Regions from separate parts of the Homo sapiens genome. Here region 1 is linked to region 2. A link is a contact called in ENCODE Hi-C or POLR2A ChIA-PET data. All regions are on one chromosome and are shown on one strand. The core of a region is the stretch at or near the end of the contact, and the rest is flanking DNA. Distances in the headings are between cores, read along the strand shown.

Region 1 (5,826 bases), core at 206-2,705, 170 kb after region 2:
TGCAGAGGGTTCACGTTACAACTTTCGACTTTACAGTGGTGTGAAAGCAATACACATTCAGCTGAACATCAATAAGAGATACCAATACTTCATTATAAAACAAGCTTTGTGTTAGATGATTTTGCCCAACCGTAGGCTAATGTAAGTGTTTCAAGCATGTTTAAGGGAGACAGGGCTAAGCTATGATGTTCAGTAGGTTAGGTGTATTAAATGTATTTTTGACTTAGTACGTTTTCAACTTATGATGGGTTCGCTGGGATGTAACTGCATCATAGGTCGAGGAGCATCAGTAGTAATACCAGTGACCTTATCAGCCTTGTTTGAAGAATGAGGAAACTGTGGCCCAGGGCAGAGAAGGAACTTCCTCAAGGTCACATAGCCTGTAAATGACATGGTAGCGTTGGGACTTGAAGCCAAACAAACTTGCTGACTGCAAGGGCTGGACTCCTCATGGTGCAGGGAGGCTGACCCGTGCAGGGAGGCTGACCAGTGCTGTTCAGCCAGGAGATTGAGAATAAGAGGACACTTTGATGGAGCAAGTGCTCCTTGCCAGGAACTGTTAAGAGCACATTTGCATCAACGCACTTAACCCTGACAGCCTTGTGAGGTATATGTGTGAACAATGCCCAGTTTGACAGATTAAGATCCAGAGCCTTGAGATGATTAAGAAATGCATCCAAGGGCACGCTGGCTCACGCCTGTAATCCCAGCACTTTGGGAGGCCGAGTTGGTAAGGTTCATGAGGTCAGGAGATCGAGACCATCCTGGCTAACACAGTGAAACCCTGTCTCTACTAAAAATACAAAAAATTAGCCAGGCGTGGTGGTGGGTGCCTGTAGTCGCAGCTACTCAGGAGGCTGAGGCAGGAGAAAGGCATGAACCCAGGAGGTGGAGCTTGCAGTGAGCCGAGATGGCGCCACTGCACTCCAGCCTGGGTGATACAGCGAGAGTCTGTCTCAAAAAAAAAAAAAAAGAAATGCCTCCAAGATCATACCAAGAAGAGGCAAAACTTACCTAGATTTATCTAGAGCCCATGCTCTGCGCCATTGCATTTTCCCCAGGGAACTTGACTCCAATTTCAGATTAGGAAGAAAGACAGCACACAGCTCAGTGTTGTACTGTACTGTATTTGTAAGAGATTTATAAACAGAAATGTGCCTCTACATCATGGCTCCCCTACCTCCCCAAATAAAAATAAAGAAAGAAAGAAATGGAAAGGAAAAAAGAATAGTGCTTCTAGGAGCATCCCGAAGTATATGAATTGAGAGTTTGGAAAATTGACAGCATGACAGAGTAAACTGCAGGCGCCTAGCGGAACATGCTTGCTGTGCTGGGGATCAGCTGTGTGATCCTTTCCTTCTCTGGGCTTCAACTGTTCCCTCATCTTTCTTTCAGAGCCTTCTTGACAGTGTTTCCTTTTGGATTGGCAAGTATGTGGGACAGTTTGTGTCAAGCACACAGTCTCTTTGCGCCCTCTACTGTTCAGTTATAGCACTGTCCGTGGCCTGGTTTGTTAAATTCACGTACGTTAAGGTAAGGGGATGGTGAGCCACAAAGTGCGTCCACAGAAGGCCACAATGTCACTAAGCAAAAGCCAGTCCTCTTCCATCCTAGCAAAGACTCGAAAGTCCTGTTGATCCTGCCCACACAATTTCAATTATTTTCTTAAGTGCTTTTTCCTGAGTGCACTTGCACACACGCCCTCTACACCCACACCCAGTACCACCTGTTATTAGAGTTATCACATTGTATGGGAATTGCCGGCTGACATGTCTTTTTAAGCACGAGGCCTGGCATTACTCACCTTGATAGTCTCTCTCTGCCCTGTAGGAGAGTGTGTGACATGTATACCCTCCACTCAAGTGTATGGAATGTAGAGAACAATGAATCAACAAAAAAAGAGATGGCAATCTGGAGAAAGGTTGGGGTAAAGAGTTGCAGCCAGAGGGGGATGTTCTGAATTCAAAACTTTTTTTAAGGCAGGGTTTCCCTCTGTCGCCCAGGCTGGAGTGCAGTGGTGGAATCATGGCTCACTGCAACCTCCACCTCCCAGGCTCAAGCAATCCTCCCACCTCAGCCTCCCAAGTAACTGGGACCACAGGTGCGCACCCCCACACCCAGCTAAGGTTTTGTATTTTTTGTAGAGATGAGGTATCACCATGTTGCCCAGGCTGGTTTCGAACTCCCGAACTTAGGTGATCCGCCCGCCTCAGCCTCCCAAAGTGCTAGGATTACAGGCATGAGCCACCACGCCTGGCCTTGAGTTTGGAACTATTGCATCCCAGTTTCAGTAAGGTTCCCTCTGCCTGCAACATGTCCCACTTCCTTTGCCCAACTTCACCTGCATCACACCTCTCATCCTTGGGGTGTCAGCTTAGGAATGATCCCTTTGGGAAGCCTTCTCTGATTCCCACTTGTCTGAGTGAGATCTGTTTTCTATTTGCTTCCTCACATCCTGAGGTTTTTCTACCAAAATACTTATCAAACTATATTCCAACTCTGATTTAGTTGTCTTTCCCACTAGACTTGAATTTCCACAAAAGCAAAGACGAGGTCTAGCTTGCTCATCCTGGTACTCCCAGTGCTTTCAAGGGTGCTTGTGTTCATCCTTTTATTTGTAGAATGACTATTATGTTAGAACTAATATGAATGGGCTAACAAATTCCAAGATGGAAATGAAAATCATAGAAGGGACTCAGGGAGCATCTAGTCTTATCCCTTCATTTTACAGATGAGGAAACTGAGGCTTAGAGAGGGTACCTCTCCTTAGAGAGGAAACCGAGGCTTAGAGAGGCTAGAGCCTGTCAGTGGCAGAGCTGGAATTAGCGAGTTATAATGGGGACTTTCTGGGCTTTATTTGCTGTCTGATTTGTCTAAGGAATAAAGGTGTCTTAGGTTCTTGTGACTCAAAGTGTGGACGGCAGACCATCAGCATTAACCGCACCTGGGAATATGTTAAACTCTCAGGACTTACCCTAGACCAGGAGGGCAGCTATCTAGGCTTCTAAATCATTACAGTTCCTTGCAGGAAAGCCATCTGGTCAAGTGGAAAAGAAATCCTAGCCAATGTCTTGTGGCATTAAGTGCAGGCTATAGACCAAAGGCCAAAAGTGTGGGCCCCTCACCTCTCAAAGTTCAGACAGTTTCGAAGTCCAGGGCCTGGCCTGATGGAGGATGATGGCCAAGATTCAGGTGAGCTGACTCAGTGAATAAAGAGGCCTCGAATAAAGAGGACCTCCTGGAAGCACGGCAAAAGCTGACTAGCACGCCTGATGCTGCACATTGTAGCATCCAACCTTGCAGCTATTACACTAAACAAATATTTTTATAAATGTATATTTATTTATACAAAGAATTCCACCCACACTGCTCAAGGTGGTGGTGAAAGTAATATACGCGTACCTGCTAGTGGCATTGTAAACTGCAGCCTGTTTGGAAAACACTACAACATGTAATAACAACTATAAAGTGATTTATCTCCTCAGACCAAGGAATGCCACTCATAGGAAACCATCCTAAGGAGATAATTCAACACAAGTGAAAAGCCACATGCATGAGATGTTTATTAAAGTTAAAAGTGGAAAATACTAAATCAAAAGGGAATGGTTGAGCAAATTATGACATGGTATCTTCATGAAGACCATTCAACTTTAATTATAATATAATTAATATGTCCCACTTCACCTGCTTGGGGTACAATAGTGATGAAGAACATGATCTGTGGGTTTTCAGTTCTGACTCTACCATTTACTGTGTTACCTTGGACAAGTTTACTTAGCTGTTCTATGCCTCAGTTTCCTTATCTGTAAAATGGGGATAATAGCAATACCTATTTTATAGGATTGTTGTGAGGATTAAATTATTTAATTACGTTCATTAAAGTGCCTGGAATAGTGCTTCTCTATAAATTTATATCTTTTTTTTTTTTTTTAATGAGATGGAGTCTCGCTTTGTCGCCCAGGCTGGTGTGCAGTGGTGCGATCTTGGCTCACAGCAACCTCCGCCTCAGGTTCAAGCGATTCTCCTGCCTCAGCCTCCCGAGTAGCTGGGACTACAGGCACGTGCCACCATGCCCGGCTTATTTTTTGTATTTTTAGCAGAGATGGGGTTTCACCATGTTAGCCAGGATGGTCTCCATCTCTTGACCTTGTGGTCCGCCTGCCTTGGCCTCCCAAAGTGCTGGGATTACAGGCATGAGCCACTGTGCCCAGCCTATATCATTTTTTTAAACAGTCAGATTAAATGGCTTGATAGTCGCATACCACCTGGTACAAGAATGCTTTTCTTTCGTCTTCAGAGTCTGACCTCCTAATAAGTTTCAGCCCTCCAGGCATATTTCCCAAGGACTCCTTTGAAGACTCAAGGAGAGAAAACAAGAGAATGTCTTCAACTGGGCTCTGCATTTCATTCTTTATGGCTCTTGTTGCTATGTTGTGTGGCCATTGAAACAGGTGACCTGGGGACCCTCTGGAATTCTCCTTTTCCAGAATTATGCTCAAATGTGGTAACTTCACCCCATACATGCCTAGACTCCCGGATCTTTAGAGCTTATATAAATGTGTACACACATGCACAGACAAACACACACATAGTGTATGCGGCCTTCTGCAAGTCTCTTCCTGAGGGTCCCTGAGTCCCAGTTGCTGAGCATGAATGAGATTCTTTCCTTCCTCTTTCAACCCCTTGGTCTGTTTGCAATGACCTCCCTGGGATGTCATTCCTTTCAGTGGATAACTACTTGGTCCAATGACAATAACAACTGCTGCTGGTCATGGTGGCTCACACCTGTAATCTCAGCACTTTGGGAGGCTGAGGTGGGAGGATTGCTAGAGCCCAGGAGTTCAAGACCAGCTTGGGTAACATAAAGAAACTCTTGTTTCTACAAAAAATAAAAATGTTAGCTGGGCCTGATGTGCACCTGTGGTCCCAGCTACTCAGGAGATGGAAATGGGAGGATCACTTGAGCCCAGGAGGTCAAGGCTACAGTGAGCTATGATCGTATCACTGCACACCAGCCTGGGAAACAGAGTGGGACCTTGTCTCAAAAAAAAACCAGCAGACAAACAAACCAACCCAGCTGCCATTCATTGAAAGCCTGAAGAGTGCCAGTTGTTTTGCTGCTGTGCCTTTACAAACATCCATCCTCAGAATGAACCTATGAAGGAGGTACTATTATTCCCATCTCACAGCTGGAGCCTCTGAAGTTCAGATACATTAAGGAGCTGGCTCAAGACTCACTACTCATGTGAAATGCCTGAGATTTTAACCCAGGTTTGTCTAACTCCAAAGCCCACACTCAGAATCATGAGCCTAAACTGCCTCCCTGTGTAGGGATATAAACAAGAAGTTTATAATAAATGGTAACTGCAAAAGTAAAAGCTAAGTCACATTGCCACAATGAATATAATTGTGTAAAAATATGTCTGCATGTGGACAAAGCCTTGAGAATATTTGCTGTGCAAGACTGATAGGATCGTTATGGATTCTTTTCCTTTTAAGTAATTTCCTTTTGTGATAGCTATATAGTTTTTTGATTTGGATTTTGTTTTGTTTTTGAGATGGAGTCTCGCTCTGTCGCCCAGTCTGGAGTGGAGTGGCATGATCTTGGCTCACTGCAACCTTTGCCTCCCTGATTCAAGTGATCCTCCTACCTCTGCCTCCCGAGTAGCTGGAACTACAGGCATGCACTACCACAGCTGGCTAATTTTTGTATTTTTAGTAGAGACGGGGTTTTGCCGTGTTGTCCAGGCTGGTTTCAAACTCCTGGCCTCGTGGCCTTAAGTGATCCGCCCACCTTGGCCTCCCAAAGTGCTGGGATTACAGGTG
Region 2 (5,384 bases), core at 1,699-4,198:
TTGAACCCGGGAGGCGGAGGTTGCAGTGAGCCAAGATAGCACTACTGCACTCCAGCTTGGGCAACAAGAGCAAAACTCCATCTTGAAAAGAAAAGAAGAAAGGGAAGCAATTGTTCTAAGAGGCAGGTCCCTTTGGCCCCATGAAACCCCTGCCCAGCAGGGTGAGTATAGGCAAAAGAACACTGGAATAGGGCCTTATAGTTGATGGGTTGATGAGGGTTGATGACAGCAGGGGCCCCTGTTGCCTTAGCTTAAAGGTTTTACTGACTTCATTTCCTGCGCAAATGAGCTAATCAAACAGCGTTGCCGGGAGAGGCCAATCCTTGGGACAATGAACCCAGGGAGAAGAGGCAAAGTCCTTAATCCAAGGAGAACAGCTGGTGGCATGTTAATCCATGGGTGATGCAGGGTTGACACACCAGTACTGCACATTCTCAGGTCACTTGCTGAGTTCATGGATGTGAAACGGAATGCTCAGATGCCAAACATCTCATGACCATCACATAGCCAGTCAGCGACAGAGCTAGGCTGTGAACTCGTATCTGTCTCATTCCAAGATCCCTGCTCTTTCTATATTCCGTATTACTCCATGAAAAACCATAGAGGAGGGTGGCTGAGGTTGAAAAGAAAAGAGGATGCAGAAATTAGAGGGCTGAGTCTTCAGGATTTGATGAATCTTAGCTTTCCTGACTACAACACAAACCAAAGTCCAGTCCAAGGGGCTCCTGAATATCAGTTGGACACCCAGATAAGCTCCTGACTGATTGCCACCCTCTAGCCCCCGTAGGCCATACTCCTGCACTTAAAATGCAAGATTCTTGTCTGTAATCCCAGCACTTTGGGAGGCTGACATGGGAGGATAGCTTGAGCCTAAGAGTTTGAGAACCAGCCTAGGCAACATAGTGAGAGGCTGTCTCTTAAAAAAAAAAGAAAAAAAAAAACTTCCACGATTCTCCCCTCAAGTCTCACTCTGTTTCCCAGGTTGGAGTGCAGTGGCCTGGTCTCGGCTCACTGCAGCCTCTGCCTCCCAGGTTCAAGGGGTTCTTGTGCCCCAGCCTCCCAAGTACCTGGGATTACAGGTGCCCACCACTACGCCCGGCTAATTTTTGTAAATTTTTAGTAGAGATGGGGTTTTGCCATGTTGGCCAGGCTGGCCTCGAACTCCTGACCTCAAGTAATCAGCCTGCCTTGGCCTCCTAAAGTGCTGAGATTACAGGTGTGAGCCACGCGCCCAGCCCCTTAGATGCATATCTCATTGTCCCAAACTTCTCCACCTGCTAACTTTAAGATTTCGCTTTGATGAACTCTGACTTTTCCTCTCATTCCGCCGAGCCATTCTGCCTGCTCAGTGAAAAAAGGTGGCCTTGGGTTTGCCAACCAATGACACTTTCCTCAGGCAAGGGTAACTCACAGAGTACAAGTGACACAAGATTTTTTTCTTCTTAAATTTAACTACTAAAATTATAACTTATTTATAGATCTCTAATTGGCTTTGTAAATGAAGGCCAGAATGCATCATAAAGCAAGATTCAAAGAAAGAGAACACCTAAGTACAGATTGGAAATATGGCCATTAAATTTATATGCCTATCGAGGCTGGATGCGGTGGCTCATGCCTGTAATCCCAACACTTTGGGAGGCTGAGGTGGGTGGATCACTTGAGGTCAGGAGTTTGAGACCCACCCGGCCAACATGGCAAAAACCCATCTTTATTAAAAATACAAAAATTAGCTGGGTGTGGTGGTGCATGCCTGTGGTCCCAGCTACTCGGCAGGCCAAGGCACAAGAATCACTTGAACCCGGGAGGCATAGGCTGCAGTGAGCCAAGATTGTGCCACTGCACTCCAGCCTGGGCGACAGAGCAAGAATCTGTCTCAAAAAATAAAATAAAAATGAAAATAAATAAATAAATAAAATGTATATACCTATTGAGGTATTAAAAGTCTTGGCCTTCTTTCATTATCCTTTTAAGACCAGTGGTTCTCAATCTGGACTCACGTTGAAATCACCTGGAGAGTTTTAAGGGACACTAAAGTCTGGGTCCCAACCCCAGAGATTTTGTTGTGATTGCTCTGGGTGTGAGGACTTTAAAAAATTCCCCAAGTAATTTTTTTTTGCACAACTAAGATTGTGCATGGGTTTGAAGGGCAAGTCTTGCAGGTCTCACAGTAACTATCTGAGTTGCTTTTAGTATTTGAAAGTATGGACCTTGAGCCTGCCGAGACCCAGTATTTCCAAAGCTTCCCAACTTTGTTAACTGTGAAACGTCATTGACTTCCAGGGTCATAGGCATACTCTCCATACGGTCTAAGTTCTTCCTGCAATTATGGCTTTAAGGAAAGAGGGTCTTAATTTGTCTCCTGCATAAATGAGCAAGTCAAGTGTGGTGGGCCAGGAGGGGCCAATGCCTGGGAAGATAGATCCAGGGGGAAGAGGCAGAATGCTTATCCCAAGGGGAACAGCTTGTGCCATCTTCATCCTTGAGGGTTCTTGGGTCACTTGCTGAGGGGTTTTTCCCTCTCTTTTCAGCTGCATTTATCCAGCTACTATGGGCTGCTCGGGCTCTGGCAGGATCTCCCTGTGTCAGAGTCTTCTACAGTAAGAACCCTCTCAAAAGGTGTGGAAGGGGAAACAGAAGAGGAGCTAAAGGCTCAGGAGCTCAGGTCCCTGCCCCCACCTCGTCCTCCTCAGCACAGCCCCGATCACGTGGGTTGCCACCCACTCATTTGTTGGTGACTCTGAACCTTGGTTAGGGACAATTACCCACCACAGTCTCTCAAGCAGCTGCTTAGAACTTGCCCAGCGAGTTCTGCAGCAAGGTCTGGCCTGCTGAACTCACCCCAGGACTGTGGCTCCCTGAGGCTGGAGCGGAGCCTTTTTTCAGAAGCCTCTCAGATCGACTTTCTTTATAAGCTGAATGTGGCCTTTGCGGTCACCCTCTTGGTCATCCACAGATCTAAAGATTCCTGACCACACTTGTTGTCAGCCGAAATAACAAACCAAGCTCTCTCCCGACCCACGATGGAACCAGGCCTGGGAAGAGAATGCCCACATTGTTTTATTGTGAGATCAGGCATAGCTTTCCCAGTGGTAAAGGGAAACCCTCAAATGCCTTTAATACTTCTGCCAGTCCTGGCAGGTTATTTTCATTCTTCACCAGGGCACAGAAAACGATTGTTTCAGGGAACTCTCAAGCTCCCTCTAGTGTTTTCAATATATTGGGCATTACCTGAGCATCAACATTTTGAGGGACCTAAGGAAATAATCAGATGTTTGGACTAAGACTTATGAATGGAGATCATCATACCAGTGATATTTATTTATTTATTTATTTATTGAGACGGAGTCTCGCTCTGTCACCCAGGCTGGAGTGCAGTGGCATGGTCTCGGCTCACTGCAACCTCCGCCTCCTGGGTTCAAGCGATTCTCCTGTCTCAGCCTCCTGAGCAGCTAGGATTACAGGCGCGCACCACCACGCCCTGCTAATTTTTGTATTTTTAGCAGAGACGGGGTTTCACCATGTTGGTCAGGCTGGTCTTGAACTCCTGACCTCGTGATCTGCCCACCTCAGCCCCCCAAAGTGCTGGGATTACAGGCGTGAGCCACCGCGCCTGGCCCAGTGATATTTATTATGATAGTAAAAAATATAAGTAACCCAAATAGGGAAGTGGAAAAATAATCATGATACAGTATGGCATACCACTTTGAAACACTGATGTTTATGAAGACTTTTTAATGACATGGGAAAATGTTCATGACGTTATCGTGTTAATGAAATTGTACGTACATTGAGATATACACAATGTAAAGAAGTATGTAATATGTGCACAGAAAAATGTTGGAAAGAAATGTCCCCAACTGTCAGCTATTTCTAGGGGTGGGATTATAGGTCATTTAAATTTTCTTCTTGAGTCTATATCTGAAAGTCCCACACTGAGTTTGTAGAAAAATATAATTAGGATACAGGAATTTACAATCTGGAAAAAGTTATTCTATCAGTCGGGGCCTCAATAGGAAACAGGTGGTACACTAACATCAAAACGGTTTGAGGATGGTTCGTTGATAAGGGGATTAATTTCAAAAGTGTGGGAGTGTGGGGAAATCACAAGGGATGCTGCAGGGTCTTTCGTATAGAGCTACAGAGCTGTTACCATTGCTAGGAGAAAGAGAAGAGGCAAGGAAGGAGTTCACAGAACCTAGAAGGAGAAAGAGACACACAGCTGGCCACAGTAAGAGGAGCAATGACTTTCGGTTGGGGGAAGACCCAACCAAAGGTGACCTCATAGTGTCTGTCACTTGCCTCCCTCCTCTGATCTCCTGGGGATCCCTGCTAGACAGAATCAGCTGAAGCCAGCAGGCAGGAAGATCATGATGCAATCCATACAGACCCATATCATGAGGCTCAGAGCAGAGTACAAAAGGGTAGAGAGTGATTTAGGGCTAGGAGGTGTTCATATGAAAGATATCAAGCAGAGATATTTTTGATGTTGTTTTGTCTTTAGAAACAGGGTCTCGCTATGTTGCCCAGGCTGGACTTGAATTCCTGGGCTCAAGTGATCCTCCTGCCCCAGCCTCCCAAATAGCTGGGATTATAGGTGTATGCCACTATGCTCAACCCAACAGAGTTTTAAAAAGAATTTGTAAAAGCTTGAAGAATTTATTAAGTGAAAGTCAGAATGGACTTTAGGGTAGTTTTCTAGACCAACCATGGCTTTCATTTTGCAACATACCTTGATCAAGTCCTGGGAAGATGACCACTGGACTTTCGCAGGGGCAACCTTAGACATGGGCAGCCCTTTGCTCCTGAAAAATACCAACTCTCTTTGAACCGAAATGATTATTAGAGAGCTGTATGTGAAGAAGCAGAATGATGTAATGGGAAAAGTGCAGAGATAGAACACCTGGATCAAATCCATGCCACTTGGGCAATTTATTTGTCTTGGTCTCTTTTCTCACGTGTGAAATAGGTGTAATGAAATTTATGACAGATTTGTTGTGAGGATCAAGAGAGATTATATATGTGAAGGAACTCGATATAATATCCCACACATGGGAAGCACTCAGTGGATGTTGAATGTGAACCTGAAATCTGTCTCTTGGAAACTTCTTACTACTGGTCCCATAGTGACCCAGAGCACATCCTCTGTCTTCCTCACGCTGGTCCTTCAAATGTTTGAAGATAACAGGAATGTCCTCCTGAGTATCCTCTCCTTCAAGCTAAGTGTTTCTAGTTCCTTTGATCATTTTGGTTTTTTAAACACTGATCCTGTTCCAGGCCGTACAAGGTCGTTCATGCCTGAAATCCCAGCACTTTGGGAGGCTAAGGCGGGAGGGTTGCTTGAGCCCAGGAATTGGAGACCAGCCTGGGCAACACGGTGAGACCCT

Evidence for each region. Hi-C counts contacts between places; a loop is a spot of excess contacts on that map. ChIA-PET counts read pairs that join two places held with the same protein, here RNA polymerase II (POLR2A). Pooled maps may share reads with other maps.
Region 1: a map of HCT116 shows a loop between it and region 2 (2.1-fold over the local background). The contact joins two enhancer-like sites. A Hi-C loop is called at or near these places in 1 of 168 maps with a recorded cell type or tissue (HCT116) and 4 of 50 pooled maps. POLR2A ChIA-PET finds 5 or more read pairs at or near these places in 2 of 52 experiments (PC-3 and RWPE1).

Annotation. Positions count from the first base shown.
Region 1 is chr9:109,519,201-109,525,026 of GRCh38, forward strand. It overlaps a transcript of PTPN3 not described here. Among named protein-coding and RNA genes, the nearest start is that of MIR3927, 11 kb to the left of the region's middle. Within about 2 kb of position 1,456, at least 2 of the 41 ENCODE cell types and tissues checked have a DNase peak (open chromatin) inside an H3K27ac peak, as active enhancers do.
Region 2 is chr9:109,342,788-109,348,171 of GRCh38, forward strand. No RefSeq gene overlaps it. Among named protein-coding and RNA genes, the nearest start is that of EPB41L4B, 24 kb to the left of the region's middle. Within about 2 kb of position 2,949, at least 13 of the 41 ENCODE cell types and tissues checked have a DNase peak (open chromatin) inside an H3K27ac peak, as active enhancers do.